Regions from separate parts of the Homo sapiens genome. Here region 1 is linked to region 2. The links are chromatin contacts, found by Hi-C or POLR2A ChIA-PET in ENCODE. All regions are on one chromosome and are shown on one strand. The core of a region is the stretch at or near the end of the contact, and the rest is flanking DNA. Distances in the headings are between cores, read along the strand shown.

Region 1 (3,439 bases), core at 677-3,176, 160 kb after region 2:
GTGAAGCAGAAACGTACCTGTGGAAAAGAAGTTTCTGTATGGAACTGAAGTTAAATTCACATTGATTTCAGAGTGGATGGTATAACTATAGGATGCAGTATGTCATTCCAATGGTAACTACAGAGAAAATAATTACAGATTATGCACAAGAGAAATTGAAACGGGAATCCAGATTTTAGCAAAGAATCATAGAAACCCCAAAATATTGTTAGTTGAGGATATAAAGGAGAAAAAGCTGCAGACATAAATTTCAGGTCTTTCTTACATACAAAATCCAATCAGTTTACCTCAAGAGTCTCTAAAGCCTTATCAGGTTTAGAATCAACTTAAATGTCTAAAATGCAAAGATTTATCTGAGATCCAAGAAAAATTTCTACCGGCTATGAGCCTGTAAAATCAAAAACAAGTTATTTCCTTCCAAATTACAATGGTTTTATAGGCAGTGGTTGAACAATCTCATTTCAAAAGGGAAATGTCAGCTTAAAGAGAAGAGGAAGAGGCTTCATGCAAGTCATAAAGCCGACAGGGCAGAAATTAAATCTTAAAGCTGCAAAATCAACTTCCTTGACTCTATATTCTTCATTCTGGGCACACTGGTGACAGGGGTAGGCTTCTGGGGGCTTTGGGAAGCACTGTACCTGTGGCTTTGCAGGGTGCAGCCCACATGGCTGCTCTCACAGTTTGGAGTTTAATGCCCATGGCTTTTCCAGGCTGAAGTTGCAAGCGGCTGATAGATTTATAATTCTGGAATTTTGAGGGGTAAGGCCTTTCTCCCACAGCTTTGCTACACAGTGCACCCATGGAGACCCCCTGCAGAGCTCCAACCACATATTAGTGCTCAACATTGCCTAAATAAAAGCTTTATGTTGGGGCTCCAGACCCTGAGCAGGTTTCTTTCTGGGCATCCAGGATTCCTGACACATTGTCTGAAATCTAGGTGGCAAGTGCCAAGCCTCAACCACTCTTGTGCCCCAGAGGACTCAGGCCCAAAGCTCCCCTCCTCTGCTTGTCACTCTCTACTCATCATTTCCTCCAGTGACCAAGTGTGTGTCATGCACCTTGCCAAGGCTCAAGGGGTACCTTGTACATGGGGGCTTCTGCCTGACTAGTGTGGGTCGTGGAGTCGCTAAGAACTAAAACTTTCCACAGCTTGTTTACAATCTGGTGGAAAGAAACTGATCTCAGGAGACCACAGGAATTCTCAGTCCTATAGGTGAGGGAGAGGGAGAGGAATATGAGGAAAGGGAGATGGGAAGAGGGAGGAAAGCAGATGGAAGATGGAAGATCAGGGAGGACAGAAGTGGGATGTCCTTGAGTCATACATAAAGAACACTCATGTGCCTCAAGTAAATAAATGATCCTAATTTCTTCTCACTATTTTTTCTGAACAAGTGTTACAGTTTGCAAAGAACTCCGAATATTTTCTCAACAAATACATATTGATATGATACTTTAAACAAAATGATGTTTGCCAGCACTGTTTGTCCTGAGATTTCCTGTTTGGTTGACTCAATTCTCTGGGGTGAAGAGGTTCTATGTGAACAAAAAGGGGTACACTTGAGCCTCACAGAGGTTTGTGGGTGAAGTCATGTCTGTGAGAGGCTGTGGAAGCTCACAGTTAGCCTGCATTGCTGTGGAAAATGGTGGGATGCCAAAAGCCGTGCAGGAGGAAAAAGGAAGAGCTGGGAGGCTGTGGAGGAGGCTGAGGTACTGCTGATGCCATGGAGAAAATTTTGGGGAAAAGACAGAGATGCCTAAAGCAATATGTAGGAAGTTTTAATTATGACATTAGTTGAAATTTCACAACCCATGAAATTTAAAGTAAATTCCACCTTGCTCAGTTTTTTCAGAGTGAACTCTGTTTGAAGAAACAACTGTGTCACCAATGTTGACTCTGGATGAGTGACAATTGCACCGAGCACTTTTTGAGACGTCTGCCTTGTCTGCACTGTTTGTTATTTTACTATTGCTCAATACTATTGTTCACCCCTCAAGCTCCTGGGGTTGATGCAGTCAGGGTGACTCAGCAGCTTGCACACCTTGCGACCACTCCTAGATAGGTCAACAAGCAGGGGAGGTTGTAAAGAGAAAAGTATTAATATTATAGTTGTTTTGGTTAGCATAAAACCAGGTGAGAAAAAACTATTTCTGAATGGTTTAAACTCCATGTGATATGGACAGGAGACAGGGAAATACTGGGTAGAAGAGGGTGGTTTCCCAGCAAAGGCCCCCACCTTTAAGCCTGGATACTCGTGCCCCTAAATGAGAACAGGCATTTCTGTTTTCACGCCCCCAAAATTTGCCTTTTGGCCCACCACACCTCCATTCTGCCCTTATATAAACCCCCAAAGCCTAAGTTCCTGGGCAGACCAGCAGGTGAGGAGACAAGGAGGCAACCAGATGGACGGCAGAACAATGACACACAGAAAGAGAGAAGAGGAGGGACATTGGACACTGAAAGGAATTTGGCCTAGGAGGATTGGAGAAGAGTCCGGCCACTGGGCAGCCTGACTCCAAGGAAAGATCACCTTCCTACTCATTCCCCCATTCCGGCTCCCCATCCATCTTGCTGAGAGCTGCCTCCACCACTCAATAAAATCTTGCCCTCATCCTTTGAGCCCACATGTGATCTGACTCTTCTGGGATGCCTGGCAAGAGCTTGGGATATAGAAAGCTGTCACACTGGCCCTCTGCCTTTGAGATAAGTCAGAGGGTCCATGGAGCTGCAGACTCAAGCCGTCTGCAGATGGCAAAGCTGAAAGAGCTTTACAACACTGTGGTTGCAGGCACCCACCACTAGACACTACCATGGAGCCAGAGCCCAAAGCGCTCGCCCTGGCCTGTGCACCTGCCCATCTCCATGCTCCCCCTCCCTCAAGCAGTTTGAACCGGTGAGCCACACCCCTGTCGCAAGTCCTGCAAGGGGAATCAGGAAACTGTCTCATTTCACATACAAATCTGTTAGCACCATGTGAAGAAGTCTGAGGAATGGTAAGCTCTCGGGGTCGCCCAGGAGAGTCTGTAACTTCTCTCATCTTTTCCTGACTCTTCTTCCTCTGTGTATTGATGTCATCCTCAGGCTGGGTGGAGGCTGCTGCAGCAATTTGAGAACTCCCAGGGCAACAGGACAAGAGCCACTTGAAGAAGAGGGGCTGCCACATCTTAAGCGCTTCTTTCTAGATGTGAGAGAAACCTTCTCAGAAGCCCTCGGCACACTCCCTCTCATGCGGCGTTGGCTAGGGCTGGGTTGCAGCACTCTTCCCACTGTAGTTCATGCCAAGGGCAAGGGAATAAACATGAGTGACCTTAGCAAAGCTTTTATAGCAAAATTCATGTTGATGATAAGGCAATCCTAACCCCTAAAACCGTAATGAAAAATTGATATTTTCAAAAAGTTAGACGTGCAACCTTGCTTATACCTCAAAATAGCTTTGCAAGC
Region 2 (3,528 bases), core at 792-3,291:
ACGTGAGACCTGAGGGCCAAAGCCGAAGTGATCTGATGGCTGAGGACAGACAGCAGCGGCGGGTTAGGAGGGGCCGGAGGAAGTGCTTATGCTGTCAGGAGGAGGTGGGAGCCAGGTCCACAAGACTCACCAGGGAGGAGAAAGGCATCCAGTGCAGGGGGCTGCCCCGGCCCGCCCCCTGTGGCCCCAGTGCCGCTCAGAACTGCTGCTGCAAGGCTGCCTACCCTTTATAAGGAGTCTTCTAGAACTGCTTGCTGTTCCCCTTAAACCCAAGAATCCGCCTACCCCGGCCCCAGCACTCCCCACTACCTCCAGATGACACGCTGAGGCTACTTTCTCCTGCCCTCAGGAGGGGAAGGCTCTTGTGGGGAAGAGCCTGGGGTGCTCCAGGTCCTTGCATTGGAATCACTCAGTGCACCCCTCCTCCCGCCGCAAGACAGCCACTCTGCCAGGCCGGGGTGGATGCTGATGCTGTGGCCATGGGTCCTGTTCCTCAGTGTGTGGGGACAACAAAAGGGGAGGGAAGGGCTGAGAAGAATACTATTTTCAAGGAAGAAAAATGGATCACTCAGAAAATGTACTCTGTGATATGGGTACTGTTAGAGTTCATAGTCCCAGGGCCAAGTGGGTCCCTAGTTGGCAGGTGTATGGAACAAATTGTTTTGTTGGGGTTTTGAGGGGTAGCAGAGTCAGTGGGAAAAATTCTGTGCCATCCTTTTTTTTTTTTTTGAGATGGAGTCTCACTCTGTCATCCAAGCTGGAGTGCAGTGGTGCGATCTCGGCTCACTGCAACCTCCACCTCCTGGGTTCAAGCGGTTCTCCTGCCTCAGCCTCCTGAATAGCTGGGACTAGAGGCATATGCCACCATGTCCGGCTAATTTTTAAATTTTTAGTAGAGATGGGGTTTCACCATATTGGCCAGGCTGGTCTCAAACTCCTGACCTCGTGGTCTGCCCATCTTGGCCTCCCAAAGTGCTGGGATTACAGGCGTGAACCACCGCGCCCAGCCGCTATAACTTTTAACAATTCCCATATGTCCTTTATTCCACTAAGATGAGTGCAGTATATATTTCCATCTGTCCAAGGCTTCCTAAATGTAGCCAAGGCCAAGCCAACACCAGTCACATGATCAAAATCAAAGGGCATTTGGGGAATCCAGGCTGTGATTCAGGGAAGTTCCAAGTGTCTGATGAAGTGTTTGTTTTACATCTTTGTGTCCCTTGCAGGTCTAGCACTGTGCTATGTAGGTAACATGTGCTCCATTAAATGTGAATTAAACTAAGTTTTCTACAAACATTGTGTTTTGGTTCCAGGTGTTTGATTTTGAATTAACACAGCACGATATGGATAACATCCTCAGCCTAAACAGGAATCTCCGACTGGCCATGTTCCCCATGTAAATATGGCTCCTTCTTTTTAAAACAGAGGGAAGAATATACAGATTGAATGATTGGTGTCTGAATAGGTATTTATCATACACATTTTAGATTAATTAAACTTTCTCATTATAATTCTTTCCTGTTTGAAGATGAGCCACTGAATGAAGCTAATTTCATGCACTGGGGAGTTTAAAAGTATATACCATTTAAAATGTTTCTCTTAAAAAATAATCATTCTTTGTTCCTATTTTTGATTTGTTTTTCTGTTTTTCAGAACTAAAAATCACAAAGACTATCCTTTCCACATAGAATACTGAGGACGCTTCCCCTTCCTTGTTTCTGCTCAGCCCAGATGCACAGACACTATTGGCAATGTTGACCCTCCTCTGTCATCACAGCGCCAGGGCAGCTGTGCCTGGGACAGGAGCCACACAGTCAGAGGGGGATGTAAGAGCCACCTTCTCTGACAAATCTGGAGAATTGAGTGTGTTCTAAGTGAAGGCAATGGGGTTTCTCCAAGACAGCCTGTGTGGCCTCTACTCTGAACAAATACACTGATGAGTCATCAGTGAAATTTGCCTTCACATTTTAAGAAAACTTTATCTTATGGAGTTATTTAAGCCATCTACAGAGCTGAGGAAACAGTGTAATGTGTCTCTGCCCCATTGCGCAGCTCCACCCATTGTGCCCCAGGCCAGCCCGCGTCACCTACACTTCCTTCTGTGCCCTGCCAGTGACCCCCAGGTTATTCTAAAGCAGAGTCCTTCCCTTCCCCCAGTGAGAAGGAAAATGGGATAAGTCTGGGACACTGTTTCAGTTCAATAAAGAGGCTTTTTTCTTCCTTAAAAATCTGAATTTTAATTTCTTTTTTTTTTTTTTTTTGAGACAGAGTCTCACTATGTCACCCAGGCTGGAGTATAGTCAAGTGATCTCAGCTCACTGCAACCTCCGCCTCCTGGGCTTAAGTGATCCTCCTGCCTCAGCCCCCCAAGTAGCTGGTTAATTCCTAAATACTAGTTTTTAATACGGTCTTCTGATAAGTCAGATTATACCTGGGGAACCCCCATAGCGGAGATGAAATACAGCTCACTTTCTCACATCTGCTCATTCAGCCTGTTTAGATTCATGTATCAGAAGGAGGCCCTGCAGAGCATGGTGTTCACGCCCAGGCGTTGGTAGAGGGTGTGGGTTAATGGACTTCCTGTGGTCCAGACGCCATGATCCCTGTCTTTGCTGTCTGCTCAGTGAATCTGGCCTAGCTCCTGTGCCCTGGGATTCATACCGGATCTCCAGGGATATAACTTCTCAACTCACAGGCCCTTGGCTCCTATTCAAAATGAGTTAAGCCAGAAAGAAATTGATGTCTACTCCATGGTCTCTTCCCGCTTCTTGTGTCCCCCACATCAGCCTCCAAACAAGCCTCTCATTTCCTCCTCCCTCTGCATCAGGTTCAGGGAAGATATGGAGGTGTTGCCCAGTGGCTGAAGGGGACTGTTTGGGGACAGTTCCCCTCCACATCACTTCCCATTTTCACTCTATCACAAGCAGGCCAGCTGAGTCAGAGGTGTGGGTTCTGCAGATAAAAGTTGTGCTTTTCTAGCTCTGTGATCCTGAGCAGACTGCCTCACCTCCCAGCCTTCAGTGTCCTTGTCCACTCAGTGGAGGAATTGCAGCACCTCCCGGTTGTGGAGACAGCATCTGGCCCAAGTTATGTTCTAGGAAGAATGCATTGTTACTGCGACCAGTATCATTGCCATTGCCTCATTCCTCAGTTTCTCATCCACCTCCCTGCCCAGCCTTCCAGATGTGCAGGGATGTGTAGAAACCTTCTAGCTTGGCCTCAAGAGAGGACTTTGCTGCGGGTGTCACCAAAACGAAAAGACATGACTGGTGCAAGAGCTTCATGGGAGCCTCGCCCTAGTGGGGGTAGGATTGAGGGTGGGGTGTCATGGTTTGACCAAATTTCCAGGGAGAGTTTAATCAGAAGACTGTTTACAAAGGACTGAGGAAATGGGAGAGTCTCTTGACCTTCCTACGATCAGGCCCTGTCCACCACCATGGACCTTTAATTTTTCCATGTTCGTGACTCCTTATCATTCATTAGCTGTGTGACTTTGTGCAAATTACTTAACCTTTTAAACCTTTAAAC

Evidence for each region. A loop is a pair of places that touch in the nucleus more often than their neighbours do. ChIA-PET counts read pairs that join two places held with the same protein, here RNA polymerase II (POLR2A). Pooled maps may share reads with other maps.
Region 1: a loop to region 2 is called in a pooled map of right lobe of liver, with 3 times the contacts of the local background. The contact joins two enhancer-like sites. A Hi-C loop is called at or near these places in 1 of 168 maps with a recorded cell type or tissue (PC-3) and 6 of 50 pooled maps. POLR2A ChIA-PET finds 5 or more read pairs at or near these places in 2 of 52 experiments (MCF 10A and activated CD4-positive, alpha-beta T cell).

The regions. Positions count from the first base shown.
Region 1 is chr10:5,007,390-5,010,828 of GRCh38, forward strand. It overlaps a transcript of AKR1C2 not described here. Among named protein-coding and RNA genes, the nearest start is that of AKR1C2, 5.3 kb to the left of the region's middle. Within about 2 kb of position 1,927, at least 2 of the 41 ENCODE cell types and tissues checked have a DNase peak (open chromatin) inside an H3K27ac peak, as active enhancers do.
Region 2 is chr10:4,845,835-4,849,362 of GRCh38, forward strand. AKR1E2 (aldo-keto reductase family 1 member E2) reads left to right here. Exons shown (of 10, transcript NM_001040177.3): 9 at 1,314-1,396; 10 at 1,654-2,228. The coding sequence ends at 1,696. Among named protein-coding and RNA genes, the nearest start is that of AKR1E2, 21 kb to the left of the region's middle. Within about 2 kb of position 2,042, at least 4 of the 41 ENCODE cell types and tissues checked have a DNase peak (open chromatin) inside an H3K27ac peak, as active enhancers do.